2 separate regions of the Homo sapiens genome follow, and region 1 is linked to region 2. The links are chromatin loops, found by intact Hi-C in ENCODE. Cell type or tissue: HepG2. All regions are shown on one strand. Each heading gives the region's core, and the rest is flanking DNA. Links, peaks and the distances in the headings are about the cores only.

Evidence for each region. A loop is a pair of places that touch in the nucleus more often than their neighbours do. Peaks named below come from ENCODE experiments on the same cell type or tissue, not always from the same donor. Only the 100,000 strongest peaks of a DNase experiment are listed, where the experiment ranks them.
Region 1: a loop joins it to region 2, with 6 times the contacts of the local background. A loop is called at or near these places in 3 of 110 quality-filtered maps.

What each region holds. Positions count from the first base shown.
Region 1 is chr12:44,014,185-44,017,112 of GRCh38, reverse strand. The region is part of intron 3 of TMEM117 (transmembrane protein 117); the gene reads right to left. Among named protein-coding and RNA genes, the nearest start is that of TMEM117, 180 kb to the right of the region's middle. In HepG2, for the core only: a CTCF peak has its summit at 1,561 (motif pointing left); a DNase peak (open chromatin) is centred at 1,572.
Region 2 is chr12:44,524,407-44,527,334 of GRCh38, reverse strand. All of the region lies in intron 16 of NELL2 (neural EGFL like 2), which reads left to right. Among named protein-coding and RNA genes, the nearest start is that of NELL2, 350 kb to the left of the region's middle. In HepG2, for the core only: no CTCF peak of the experiment used is centred there; a DNase peak (open chromatin) is centred at 1,324.

The sequences.
Region 1 (2,928 bases), core at 297-2,796, 510 kb after region 2:
ACCTCACCAAAAATCAAAGTAATCATACCTTTCCCATCTCCTTGGTGATAGTGACACATTTGCCACCTTAAAACAAAAACCCATAAACAAAAGATAACACTCTAAAATCCATGACACATTTGCCTGAAAGGAGGCTTAAGGATGGAGGGACTATTATATAATTTATCAATTTATATCTGTGGCCAGAATAACACTCATCAGAATAATCAAGGATACTTAATTAAAATGCACTTTTCTGAGTCCCACCTAACACCTCACAGAATCTGTATTTTTGGCAGGCACCCAGGTGATACTGATGCAACCTAAATTATAAAGGTGGTTTGTGGGGCTCAGGGTACTCTCCCAATACTTTGCATCATCCACAAACCTTCAGGCACTCTGTTCACCATTGACCTCTGCCTACATTCCCATTAGCTCGTAAAAGATGAAAGAAAACTGTGACTTTGTATTTCCACTAAAGAATAAAGGGAAGTGTGGCAAGAAATCAGGGCAAATTAACTGTCAAGTCATGTATTGTTTCCCATCTAGTTTAAAACACTCATTGATTGAAATGTAGACTTACGTAGTGAAAGCCCTAGAGAAAAAAAATTAAATAATCCCAAAACAGTAATTAAGTTAGACGGAAGAAAGCTGAAGAAAGAAAGAGGAAAGGGGAACCATTCCTAGGGCAGGTGGGACACAGGGAGAAAGGGAGACTCTGCTGTGGCCATAGGGATGGTCCCGTTTCCACCTGGGAGGTGAACTGAGTGAATTCCCAAAGTTAGGTCTGCAAGCAAACAGTGCTAAATTACCCTTGCTAGCTTGGAACTAGGAGGAATGGCTTCACCCAGAGGCTGGGACTGGCTGGATATCTGGATGCCTTTAAAGAAAAGGGAAAGAAGCCAAACATGCCACTGAACAGCACCAGGAGGAGAAGCAGCAGTAGTGAGAGGTAGTGGACATAAGAACAAAGCAGCCAGGTGGGGTTCAGGGGAGGCAGAACCGTATGAACCCCACTCCACTAAAAACTGAAGGGAGTTGGGAGGAGGGGGTAGTGCTATCAATCCATTCAACGGGGGTGACCCACAGATTAACAGTTTATTCCTGGGTATTTTGTTTTATTCTTGTTTTTGAGACACAGAGATTGCAACTCTGTAATATTTCCAAGCTAGTGGGTTTTTGTAATTAAGCCAGTTCACACCAAAATAAAACTCTCTACATCAAAATTTTCTTAAATCCCATTATATCTAAATGAGTTGTATAGTCTTATTTGTTGTTTGGTAAATCCCATTATATCTCAATGAGGTGTATAATATTTGTTTTTGTTATTGTTGCTTCCCTTCACATAACAAACAAATCTGTGTCATATATATATTTAACAGACTATTAGAGGTCAACTTGGGAAATTGTTATACTACTACTTATTTTATTGTTTCTATTAGGAAAATACACTCTGAATCCTGAATTCCGAAGAGTTAATTTATAAGCACATTTTTGGACCAGTACATGTCGGTAATTGAGGACTTCCTGTACAACTAAATTCTGGCAAGTTCTAGCTCCTATAGGTATCTTTGCTACAAATGCTTATCCACAGTGCCCTCTAGCGATTTTAATTCTCATTTCAACATGGACAAAAAAAAATTTGAGCAAAAGCTTTTCCATCTTATGAGATGAACATATGCATGTAAGTCTCAGAATCATACAATCCAAAAATTTTAAGTCCAAAAAATACCAAGAAATCTTATTTGAGTATATTATAGATATATATATTCAAAAATCACTGATCACCATGACACAAAAGAAATATGTTCTTCATGGAATCGATAAATAAAAGCCTTCCTGGGTTTTGTTCTTTTTCAGTTAAGAATATCAATATGGATACAATGACTGACTTAAGACTTCTAATTTAAATTTTCTTTTTCACTTATTTTTTTAAGTCCAGCATCCCCTCTTTTAGATGATACACTGTTCTTGGACAGATCTTGTAGACAGTACGAGTAATAACAGCCAAAGAGGAAAAAAATTTCCTATGGTAACTACATCATCTGTGTCTCAAATCTCTGAGTTATATATTATTACTGTAGCCACCATTTTTTTTTTCTGAACCAAGTTTGCTAAGGTTTTTCAGGTGCCTCTCAACAAATAAAATCTCCTAAGTGAGGCCAATCATAGAAATTACAGCAGGCTTGTGCTGTTCTCAGGCTAGATGCAAGGTAGTGTGCCTTAAAGCTTAATTAAATGATATTATTTTCACATACCGATCACAGTATTTCACAGAACATAGAAAAAAAACGGTACAACAAATAGAGGCTATAAGGAAAGATCAGAGTAAGGAGAACAAAGAAAATGAAGGAAGAAAGAAAGAAAAGTGTCAACATAAAAGCACAACACCAAGGGGAAAAAATAGCAGTAACCAACAGATGGGAGATACCAGTGTTCATTTTCCTTGCTACATCTAGGTGATTAACCATATAGTACAAGAGAGTACACCACCTGTGGAATTGGGTAGTGTAACGTATCTTTTGATTATGCATAGATCTACTTATACTTAACAAATAATAGGAGGTTAGGAAGTTTGGAATAAAACAATGCAGTGGTTTTCAAAGTGTTATCCCAGATTTAGGAGCATCAGCATCACCTGGGAACATGTTAGAAATTCTCAGGACATACCCCAGCTATTTCTACCTCGGGCTCATATCCTCTCTGGAAGCAGACACTTCATGTTAGGTTATGAGAAACTCAGCTCCTCAGGCACCTGGCCTACAGTCATCAGCTTCATCTTTCAATCTCATCTTATCCCCCTCATCCTAACCCCAAGGCCTCATCAGGTCTGCTGAGGGAGCATGTCCATACCACCCTCAGTGACAAAGATAAAATGATTCTGTTATTCTCTGCACCACAGTGGGGTGACTGGAACTCTGCAAGGTTGCCATGGCCCGTCTACCTGCA
Region 2 (2,928 bases), core at 219-2,718:
CACAGTCCAGTATCTTTTTCCACATAAATATATTTATGCCCACATGTCCCATTATTGCTTTAGTTTCTGGACAATCTTTAAGTTTGGTGAAGTTTTTTGAACTTTTGATACCAAAAAAATGAAGTTTACATGATAGTATTTTAAATATTCTGTTCAAGCCCAACGCTGTGATTGAGAAAAGCATTTGATTTTGAGAAAAAATATAAATGTCATGCTGTGAAGGAACAAAGAGAAATTATTTGCTCTTTAACATCAAGGAAGGCTTCTCAGAGTACCTAGTATTTGCTTTAGGACTTTGCTAAGTATGATGAGATTATTGCCAAGTCGAGATAGGGAAAATGATTGCAAACAAGAGGTAGCTCTAAATACCGTACTACGAAGTTTGAACATGCGTATGAAGGGCTCTTTTTGAGAAAGGAGGTGATGAAAGTAATCTGCATCAAACCCACATTTTGGCCCAATCCTATTTTCTGAGCCCCCCACACACATATCCAACTACTTACTGAACAGCCCTGGTGGAAGCCCAGAGGAAGTGCAATTCAGCCAGTCCTAGACTGAACACTTCTGCCTTCATCCCTCCCCATTCTTCTGCTCCGCAGCAAAATCTTGCTCTTCTTTCCATAAATAACGTCAACCATATTTTCCACGCCAGAAATCTATACATCGTTCTTGATCTCTCTTTCTAATCTTCAAAGCCAACAAATCACTATGTTGTGTTAATTCTCTCTGTTGTCTCTTTCTATGCGTCCCCATTGCTGCAGTGTATAGCAATGTCCCCACTGAGTCCCCAACTCAGTGTAGCATGGTACTTAAGAACACAGGCTTAGAGCATGATTGCTTCAGTTCCCATCTGGGCCTACTGGCTGTGTGGCTGTGTCATTTTGGGCAAGTTATGTAACAGTATTATGTCTCAATTTCCTGATTTATAAAGTGAGAATCAAAATTTAATTATATCTTCGAGGGTTGTTGTGAAGATTAAATAAATCATTATAAGGAAAGTACTCAGAGTCTGGTACATTCCAACCACTATGAGACTCTGCTTTTATTGTATGATCATCTTTTGCCTGAACCAAGGAAACAGTTATTAACTGGTCTCCTGGCTCCAAATTCTAATCCATTCAAATCTCTTTTCCAAAATGAACCCAAAGGGACCTGTCTAAAATGAAAATCAGATTGTGATTTTTTTTTTGCATTTCTCTAAAATGACATTTTATTGGCTTTATGAAAAAGTTCAAATTTCTTAACATGACCTTTACCTGGGCCCTGAGTAGCTCTTCAGCTACATGCTGTTTACTCTGCTCTCTCACTGAACATTCCAGTCATACCAGCACTTCTGTTTCTCCAGCACATCTTGATAGCTCTAGACGTTGGGCCTTCAAGCACGCTCTTGCCTCAAAAACACTCTAGACCACTCTTTACCTACTCTTTGCATGGCAAAATATTAATCATAGTATAATTGCCAAACCTAGAGAATGTATAGACAAAAAAAGAACCAGGAAGAGCTACCAGTGTGATAGGAAGCAAGTAGGGAAAATGTATCAAGGAGAGGGAGTAAGTTGTGTCAAATGCTCTGCTAGACCAAGTTACATGACAGCTGACACTGACAAATGGATTTAGCAACATTAGTTCTTCAATAATCGCTCACTAAAGGAGTTATCAATATTTTTAAAGTTGGAATTTGTGTATGCCATGATAGGTTTTTCAAAGCAGAATACACACCTTGTATAGATATTTAATTTGGGAATCTTGTTATAACCAAACTATGTGTAAAAATGGGTTCCAAAATTCTATACCACCAGTTAGTTGGGAAAAGTTTCTGCATTGTCAGAGCCAGTGTAGATAATAAGCAGAAAAGGCAAGCTGAGTTCAAACTAACTCAAACTCCTTGGATAGCAAGAGGTTGTAGTTAGTCCATTATGATGCATCTGCCCACACATTTTTCCAGGTATAACAAGTACATGCCAACCATCGTTATGAGCAACTTTTTACTCTATTTCTTTATTATAGATGTGCTTTATTTAAGTATACATATTCGTCTTGTGCCTGGATATCTCTTCTTTGTCCCTTGCAGCAATCCTGTGGAATCTTTCTGCCTATAAGGGGGAAAAAAGTATTATCTGATAACACAGCTTTTATTTTAAAGTGTCAAGCAAAATAAAATGATTGCAAAAATTCGGCCATTGCCATTCATGGAATAATGTCCTTATAGTAGACCATAAAAAGGCTATGTAGTAAGGATGTCTGTAGAGCTTGTTGTCAAAGAGACCAAATAACTATGGTTTGTTTATGTTTTTCTGGCTTATTATAATTCTTAATTCTAGAAATATGTAATGGGAGACAAATATCAACTCATCAGATGTACCATATCATTCCAAATAGACCAAATATAAAACTAGCTAATAAAATTTAATTTTTATTACAAAGAGAAAAATTTTCTCTAATCTGAAAAAATACACATTAACCATAGTACTTAATTTAAAAAATATATATTCTCATCCTGGCTAGCAGTTTTCTTTCTGATCATAGTCTACGATAATAAGTAATATTATCCTTAACAAATCAAGCTTAATAAAGCTCTGTAATCACTTTTTCGGCTATTGATCCAATCCATTAGTTTTGTTGAAGTGGGAACTAATAAAAATCAAGGCAAATAGAAAAAAAATGTCCTGTGGCTTACTTTCAGGAATACATATATGGCAGAATTTAAGTATATAAGAAATTTAAAATTGCCAAGTTTTTACTAGTCCAAGTCTTCAGTTAATGTTGAAGTCCAACCATTTGAAAAAGATATTTCCTAAACTTTATTTTTAAAATCTTCAAGGAGAATCAGTATACAGCGCCCTAGTTAAAAGCTATACACTCCATCTTGTCTCTAACCCACTTCTGCCATGATTTAATTCTTTCTTTCTTGACCTTTACTCAGAGGCA